2 separate regions of the Homo sapiens genome follow, and region 2 is linked to region 1. Evidence: read pairs that join two places in POLR2A ChIA-PET (ENCODE). Cell type or tissue: HepG2. All regions are shown on one strand. Each heading gives the region's core, and the rest is flanking DNA. Links, peaks and the distances in the headings are about the cores only.

Evidence for each region. ChIA-PET counts read pairs that join two places held together with the same protein. Peaks named below come from ENCODE experiments on the same cell type or tissue, not always from the same donor. Only the 100,000 strongest peaks of a DNase experiment are listed, where the experiment ranks them.
Region 2: POLR2A ChIA-PET joins it to region 1 with 5 read pairs; 3 of 35 experiments call an interaction of 5 or more read pairs at or near these places.

Annotation. Positions count from the first base shown.
Region 1 is chr10:102,986,917-102,991,314 of GRCh38, reverse strand. All of the region lies in intron 1 of CNNM2 (cyclin and CBS domain divalent metal cation transport mediator 2), which reads right to left. Among named protein-coding and RNA genes, the nearest start is that of CNNM2, 71 kb to the right of the region's middle. In HepG2, for the core only: no CTCF peak of the experiment used is centred there; a DNase peak (open chromatin) is centred at 2,154; H3K4me3 peaks cover 1,059 bases.
Region 2 is chr10:103,141,207-103,145,604 of GRCh38, reverse strand. The region is part of intron 3 of NT5C2 (5'-nucleotidase, cytosolic II); the gene reads left to right. Among named protein-coding and RNA genes, the nearest start is that of NT5C2, 50 kb to the left of the region's middle. In HepG2, for the core only: no CTCF peak of the experiment used is centred there; no DNase peak of the experiment used is centred there.

The sequences.
Region 1 (4,398 bases), core at 320-4,319:
CACACCATTTCAAAATTTAAAATTTCTGGCCTGGTGCGGCGAGTCACATCCGTAATCCCAGCACTTTGGGAGGCCGAGGCAGGCAGATCACTTGAGGTCAGGAGTTCGAGACCAGTCTGGCCAACATGGTGAAACCTCGTCTCTACTAAAAATATAAAATATTAGCCTGGCATGGTGGCACACGCCTGTAATCCCAGCTACTCGGGAGGCTGAGGCAGGAGAATTGCTTGAACCTGGGAAGCAGAGGTTGCAGTGTGCCGAGATCGCACCACCGCACTCCAGCCTGGGCAACAGAGCAAGAATGTCTCAAAATAAAATAAAATTTCCTACAGCCACAATGGAAAATGTAAGAATTGGGTCTCATTTGTACACAGAGATAACTATTCCTACTCTCCAATTACAGTGAAAGTTCTCCATGTAGGCTGAGGAACAGGGGGTAAAAGAAATCAGAAGGTAAATTTACACAAAGATCTTTAAAGTTCCACACCGTCAACCATTCAAGGCACTGTACATTAAGGAACGGACAGATACACACTTCTCTCACACCTCAAAGAACAAAATGCAAGAGTGGATGGAAAGAATATCAAAATTGCATTAAAGATCGCTTCACTCTGTTACAAAACAAGTATAGGTGGTCAGTGATGAGTGTTCTGGTTAGGAATGAGGCTCATTCTACGCCCACCCCTTTCACTTTTACTTCCAAGAACTTTGTACACATGAAGACTTAGAGCCATTGCTATAGCTTAAAGTTAGAATTCTCCTACTTAATGCCTATTGGGAACTACACTAATAGAAACTGTTTCTATTATTTTTCTGATTCTATTCATCTATACCACTTACTAAAGCCATCTTGCTCTTCAGTTTTCTTAAACTGGCCAGTTTAACCTTAGCCATTCCACACTTTTATTCCCACGCAAAATCCCTACAATTGCTTATCCAGCTTCTGTAGCATCCCCATCCCTAGTAACATAATTCTATACATCTGGGGGCACACAAGTAGCCAGTGTGTCCTGTCTACTTGAAAGTTTAAGACCGGGCACGGTGGCTTAAACCGGGCGCGGTGGCTCACACCTGTAATCCCAGCACTTTGGGAAGCCAAGGCAGGCGGATCACCTGAGGTGAGGAGTTCGAGATCAGCCTGGCCAACATAATGAAACCCTATCTCTACTAAAAACAAACAAACAAACAAAAAACAACAAAGAATTAGCCAGGTGTGGTGGCACATGCCTATAATCCCAGCTACTTGGGAGGCTGAGGCATGAGAATCGCTTGAACCGGGGAGGGAGAGGTTGCAGTGAGACGAGATTGCACCACTGCACTGCAGCCTGGGTGACAGAGCCAGACTCTGTCTCAAAAAAAAAAAAAAGTTTAATGGATATGAAAAGTAAGAGGCTGTTATAATTATTATATTATACCTTTTGTACAATCACTAATCATCTTTAAAGAACTAGAAGCCCTATAGTTAAACAAAGGAGTATAGGCATTAAGAAACCCCAAATTGTATTTTATTTTGAGATAGGATTCTCACTCTGTCGCCCAGGCTGGAGTGCAGTGGTGCCATCTCAGCTCACTGCAACCTCCGTCTCCTGGGTCAAACAATTCTCCTGCCTCAGCCTCCCAAGTAGCTGGGACCACAAGGATGCGCCACCATGCCTGGCTAATTTTTGTATTTTTAGTAGAGATCGGGTTTCGCCATGTTGGCCAGGCTGGTCTCGAACTCTTGACCTAAGGTGATCCGCCCGCCTCAGCCTCCCAAAGTGCTGGGATTACAGGCATGAGTCACCATGCCCGTCCCCAAACTATCTTTAAATGTACCATTTTTTTTTTAAACTCACTTTAAGAACATAAAGCAAATATTTTCTCTTCCCTAAAATACAAGGAAAGCCTAAATAAAAATAAAACTTTATTTGTTGAAGTAACCTCCAAAAAAAAAGAAGAATGAAAAAAATAAAATAAAGACGACCCCAGCTAAGTCTTTAGACAGAATTTACTCACTGAACAATGAGTAATTTAACCTTGACTAGTTAAGTCTCAAAAATGTCCGATTCTTGGGGAACTGTTCGGATGGCTGAAAAGATAATGAAAGTTTCCCCTGCTCATCCTGACATTTTGCCAGGGTTTTTGCAACAGTAGTTTGCTTATCTAAATAGACATACGTTACTCAGTGAAGGTGAACTGTTGAGCTGTTCCTGTTTGCACAGAACTAAATATTTAGAATTGTAATCGGATCTGTCTGGTGTTTAAGGAAACCAGAAGAGCAACAACAACAAAAGTTCAAATCATACAAGCCTGTGTAGTTAGACAACCAGGGTTACTACTGAGTACTTCTTATTCTAAATCCTATACTCAAGGCTTCTAATCTGCTTAAGTTTTCAGAAGTCAAAATCATTCCCTTTGAAAGGGCTCATTCACAGGTGACTTCTAGAGCAACTAAGGAGAAAGTTAGTCGGTCACCTAAGCCATTAAGCCTCACTTCCGTGGAGAACAAACTTATTGATCAAAGCACCATAATGGCTTTGATGCTGGACTCAAGAATATTCTCTAATTGTGGATGAAATAGCTGCTTTTCTCAATGCTATTTTTAGGTATAATTAAGTGCCCAAAAGATAGGGTGTGGGCAGAATTTTACCAAGGAAGAGAATTTTAACCCATCATTTGGTAAAGTTAGCAAATGATGAGCTGAGGTCCCTGGATGCTCTAGGGCAGCTGCAGAACGAGACATTCACTCAAACTGTATGCCAAAGTATGTGTGTGTATGCATACTTCTGGGGAAAAGGTCTATACTTTGTATAAGATTCTTAAAATGACATGTCAAAACTTTGAGAATCCCAGACCTATAGAATTTCTTTGTGGTCAAACGAAAGCACTTTTGTAGTATCTGTGTCACTTTCATTTGCACCTGTGAGCATTCACAGGTTTCAGTCTAAAACGTATTAACACCCCTGACTACAGTAAGGGTCTTGAGACCCTATCTTTGTCCCACGCCTTTTCAATATTTCTATTATTATTTTTTTGAAACAGCCTCGCTCTGTTGCCCAGGCTGGAATGCACTAGGTGCAATCCCGGCTCACTGCAACCTCCGCCTCCCAGGTTCAAGTGATTCTCCTGCCTCAGCCTCCCAAGTAGCTGGGATTACAGGCGCCCACCACCACTCCCGGCTAAGTTTTTTTGTATTTTTAATAGAGACGGGGTTTCACCAGGTTACCGAGGCTGGTCTCAAACTCCTGACCTCAGGTGATCCACCCGCCTCGGCCTCCCAAAGTGCTGGGATTACAGGCATGAGCCACCATGCCCGGCCTTTTCAATATTTCTAAATCAATTAAGTAGCGTGGTGCATACAGCTGATTAACAGGTCTCCAGAATTATCTGCTGCCACAGTTCAGGTCTTCACATTGAGGCCTCAGAGAGAAGACAGTGGACTCTGACCTTTGGCTCTGGTCTCATTATCTTTGGAACCTTAATTTCCAAAGGAAAATAGTGATAATTCCTGCCCCACATTTCACACAACTGTTGGGGGTGACAATCTTGAACCAAAGATGTAGGGTGTTTTATTTTTGTTAGAGCAGAGGTTGCAAACCATTTTTGACTATGTATTCTATGAAAATGTTGAGTACACCTCCCTAATTTATATTTACTTATAAATTATATATATTACAAAATATATACATCATGAAATCCATATAAAAATAAGCTTGGCCGGGCGCAGTGGCTCAAGCCTGTAATCCCAGCACTTTGGGAGGCCGAGGCGGGCAGATCACGAGGTCAGCAGTTCGAGACCATCCTCGCCAACATGGTGAAACCCCACCTCTACTAAAAATACAAAAAAATTAGCCAGGCGTGGTGGTGGGCACCTGTGGTCCCAGCTACTCAGGAGGCTGGGGCAGGAGAATGGCGTGAACCTGGGAGGCGGAGCTTGCAGTGAGCCGAGATCACGCCACTGCACTCCAGTCTGGGTGACAGAGCGAGACTCCGTCTCAAAATAATAATAATAATAATAAGCTTAATGTATATGCATATTCATTCATATATATATATGTAAGTCCTACTGCATCCCAAGGCACAGCTACATGCAATTTACCTTGAGGACTACCGCTTTAGAATATATCATTTTCTTTATGGTTCTCTAATTTCTTCTTCTTCCTTCAAACTCTCCACCCTCAGCCTTTGTACCCTAAACCCTCTGGTTTTCTTCCTCTGAACATTCTCCTTCAGCAGTTTACTTCCTGCTTCCATCTTTTAAATTTGAGCTTTCATATTAGGTTTTCTGCTCTTCTGGGGACACCCTCCCTTGGCAATGTTGTCTTACTAACCATCAGCAGAAATCTGTGCTTGTTCCTTCTGTGTTCATCTGCAACTACTGAAATTTATACTTGAATCAAAATATCTCACTATTAGCAA
Region 2 (4,398 bases), core at 281-4,280, 150 kb before region 1:
AGCTTCGGGAAGTTAATTTCTCCGATATGTTCAAGCTCTTGAACATAGGGGTGGAGTATGTTCCACTTGTTAATAATTTAGAAATGTGACACAGTAAACTGACATTGGCAAAGGTACAGTCAAGGTCCGGAGACCAATAGAAATTTTTGGATTCCTCAAGCAGATAAATCTTTTTGTTTTGAAATGTATGATGGGGCAGTGGGCCAGCCTTGTAATTGATATAGTACCTTTTAGTTGATATAGTACCTAACACTTTGTTTTGCTATAACCTCAGTGAAGAGTAGTCATTAGTTTGAGACCAAGAGATTAGTTTCTCTTGAAGACTGTATCCTGGAGACATGGTATTTCATGCTTTAAGGCTGCCTCTGTGCTGAAGTCACTGCATACTTTAAGCATTTGGGTGTTTATTATCTTTGTAAACTGTGGAATATATAGCCAAATAACTATATTTGGCTTATTGCAGTTCTCTATAATACAGCTGTTCTATTTTGCCATTATAGCTTTGCTTATGCACTTCAGCTATTCATACAACAAATTAGATTTAATTCCACACTGCGCCTCCCCTCATGTTTTGTAGCCTAGATTAGGGAAAGAAAAGGAAAGATGAGAATATATGTGAGGCTTTTCATTTTTATAAATATCATAATAGAAATGAATTGGGGGGAGACAGAAGTGATTGTTTCTAAGTTCAGGAATTGCTTTTGTGGTTAGAGCACTTATTTTGAATGAAAATGGAAAGATAAAGGATATTTGGTAGAACTTCATAGGAAAACATCATATTTCCTAATTTTAGACTCTTATAAAGTCTGTCCTAGCTCTTTCTGCTCCCTAAAGAACAGCTTATATGACATATGTCACAAAATGGTATCTGCTTTGTAGTAGACAATGAATGTGTTGATTGAATAGTTAATGTGACTAGGTTAAAGAGAGGAGAAGTGCAATTTGATGGATATGTAGCAATGATTATTTTGGCAAAACCAGATTTTCATATTCCTGAAATATGTTATTCCTAGAGTTTACATAGATAATAAAGGTACATTATAATCTTTGAATCCTTAAAAATATACATAAATGATTTGATATATTTTCATGACAGTACAAGCTTAATCTCTTTTCTAACAAAGAAAGAAGCTGGTACTTGGCTGAGACTGTTGTTCTTGTCTTAAGCACTGATTGACATTAACAGCAAAATCTCCTTTTTCCTGTAATGTTAGCTGTGCTTGAAGCTAGCTAGCATCTTTCTTCTATGAGAGTAAAAGCTGTTTCTTTTATTATGTCGTTCCGCATACTTCTCTCCTGGATTGTATCACAAGGGAAAAAATCATCCCCAATCCATTCCTGCTTGTATTCCCATAGAATATTTTAGGCATGTCAGCTGTTAGGGCCTGATCAAGGATTTGATCCAGTTGGCTCTCTAGCCTGAATTAAGAATCTGTTTGAAAAGCCTTCAGTAGTTACATTTAGTTTCTAGAGCTACAACCATTATTTTGTCTTTTATCCCTGTTGTACTTTCAAAAGGATTTATGTAACTGGGAAAATATAATAAAGTAGATGCTTTTATCAGTAATAACAGGGTGATATTTGATGAAATATTAGAAGGTGATATGTTTGGGGGCTGGAGGTTGGAGGGTGTTTTTTGTTTCTTTGTTTGAGACAGGGTCTTGCTCTGTTGCCCAGGCTAGAATGCAGTGGCACGATCTCAGTTCGCTGCAGCCTTGACCTCTTGGGCTCAAGTGATCTTCCTGCCTCAGCCTCTTGAGTAGCTGAGACTATAGGCATGTGCCACTACACGTGGCTAATTTTTTATTTTTTGTTGAGATAGGGTCTCACTATATTGCCCAGGCTGGTCTCAGACTCCTGGGCTGAAGCAGTCCTCCCACCTTGGCCTCCCAAAGTGCTGGGATTATAGGTGTGAGGCACCACTTCTGGTCTCAAACTCCTTTTTAAAAAAAGTCTCCAAGGCCATCTCTACAAAAAAAAAAAAAAAAAAAAAAAAAAAAAATAGCTGGACATGGTGGTGCGTACCTGTGGTCCCAGCTACTTGGGAGGCTGAGGCTGAGGTAGGAGGATAACATGAGCCTGGGAGGTTGAGGCTGCAGTGAGCCATTATCACACCACTGTACTCCAGCCTGGGCAACAGAGTAAGACTCTGTCTTGAAAATAAATAAGAAACATATATAAATATATAAATTAGGCATTTTTAAATGGTGAGGTAAATATCAATAGAAGATCTGATATTTTCTTTCTGTATCCCAGTGGAGGCTTTTTGCATCCCTTGATGCAGTTACTCTTCTTTGGAGACCATTGACCTAGATCACTGATGGGGGAGCCCAGCCCAGGCTTTTTTATTTTTAACAAGTTACTCAGGTGATTGTGATTTTGATGTACACTGCAGTTTTGAGATCCACTGATCTATATCATTCTAATTTCCTACAGTTACTTATGAAATGAAGACAAAGAAAAGGTTTGGTAATAAGAGGAGAAGCCATGCAGTTTTAACTTTGGCTACCAAGCTGAGGATCAAGTGGAAAGGATAACCTTATTTTCTGTCTTTTCCCTTTCCGTTCCCTTTCCTCTTTTCTTTTCTCTTTTCTATTCTTCTTTTTTTTTTTTTTTTTGATGGAATCTTGCTTTGTAGCCCAGGCTGGAGTGCAGTGGTGTGATCTTGGCTCACGGCAACCTCTGCCTCCCGGGTCTAGGCTCAAGCAGTTCTCCTACCTCAGCCTCCTGAGTAGCTGGGATTACAGGAACACGCCACCATGCTCAGCTAATTTTTGTATTTTTAGTAGAGACAGGGTTTCACCATGTTGGCCAGGCTGGTCTTGAACTCCTGACCTCGTGATCCACCCGCCTCAGCCTCCCAAAGTGTTGGAATTACAGGCGTGAGCCACCGTGCCTGGCCCTTCCTTTCTTTTCTTCTTTCTTTTTTTTCTTTTTGAAACAGGGTCTTACTCTGTCACCCATGCTGGAATGCAGTGGTACAATCTTGGCTCATTGCAACTTCTGCCTCTCAGGCTCAGGAGATCCCACTTCAGCCTCCCGAGTAACTGGGACTACAGGCATGTGCCACCACACCCAGCTTTTTTTTGTATTTTTTGTGGAGACGGGGTTTTGCCATGTTGCCTAGGCTGGTTTCGAACTCCTGTGCTCAAGCGATCTGCCTGCCTTGTAAAGTACTGGGATTACAGGCGTGAGCTACTACACCTGGCCTTTATTTTTAAAGATGATTAAAACTTACCCTGAAAGACCATCATGCTGATGATCTACCATACTATTATATGTTCAGTTTTTCCTATGTCTTCATAGTGATCTTTCTGATTATTTCATTTCCTTAAACTCTGATATTTTGGTCTTAAATGCGGGATAAAGTCCAAATTCCCTAATGTGGCTTACAAAATCTTCAGGATTTTGACCCCTACTAACCTTTCATAGCTTTTATTGCTCCTTCCCCCATCCTTGCCCCCTGGAAAACCTCTTTCTGTGAAAACAAACAGAAGCAAAACCAAAGAAAGCTTCTCAACTCCAGCCACAATAAATGCTTTGTAGTTTACTGTAAACCTTTTCTTTGCTTGGTTATTTTGCCTGCGTTGCCTTTCTTGCATTTTCCTAATGGAAAACTACTGATTGATTAAGATTCAGTTCAAACATTTCTTCCTGACCTCTCTAAACAACTGGTACTCTCTCCTCCATGTTATTTTATAGTACTTACTGAATTGCTGAAATTATTTAAAGGTCTCCTTCCTAGTAGGCTGAGTTCCTCAAGGATAAACAGAGTAAATTACAATATAAGTTTCATGAGGGCTGGTACAGTCTTTTGTTCAATCACAGTATCTGGGTGTAATAGACAGTAGCTATTTATTTAATTAGTCTATATTTTTATCTTCAGTGGGCTTTAAATGACTTGTTTATTAAATAAATTATAAATTAATAAGTGAATGAGTTATAAAATCCCAAAAGTAATCTTATTTTATGGGGTCAGACTTTGGAAAGGAGAGCCTCTTCCCTGAAATCTTGAATACATGGCATTTTTAATGCCAGGACACAATACACAAATCTGTATATTTTTGTATAATATCTGATTTCATTTACTGTATAAGAAAGACTTGGATAATATTTTTCAATTTTTAATTTATTTGTTATTTTTTTGGGAACAGGGTCTCACTCTGCTGCCCAGGCTGAAGTGCAGTGGTGTGATCTTGGCTCACTACAGCCTTGATCTCGTAGACTCAAGCAATCCTCCTACCTCAGCCTCCCAAGTAGCTGGGACCACAGGTGCACACCACCATCCCCAGCTGATTTTTGTATTTTTTGTAGAGTTGGGTTCTCACCATGTTAACCTAGGCTGGTCTAGAACTCTTGAGCTAAAGCCATCTGCCTGCCTCGGCCTCTCAAAATGCT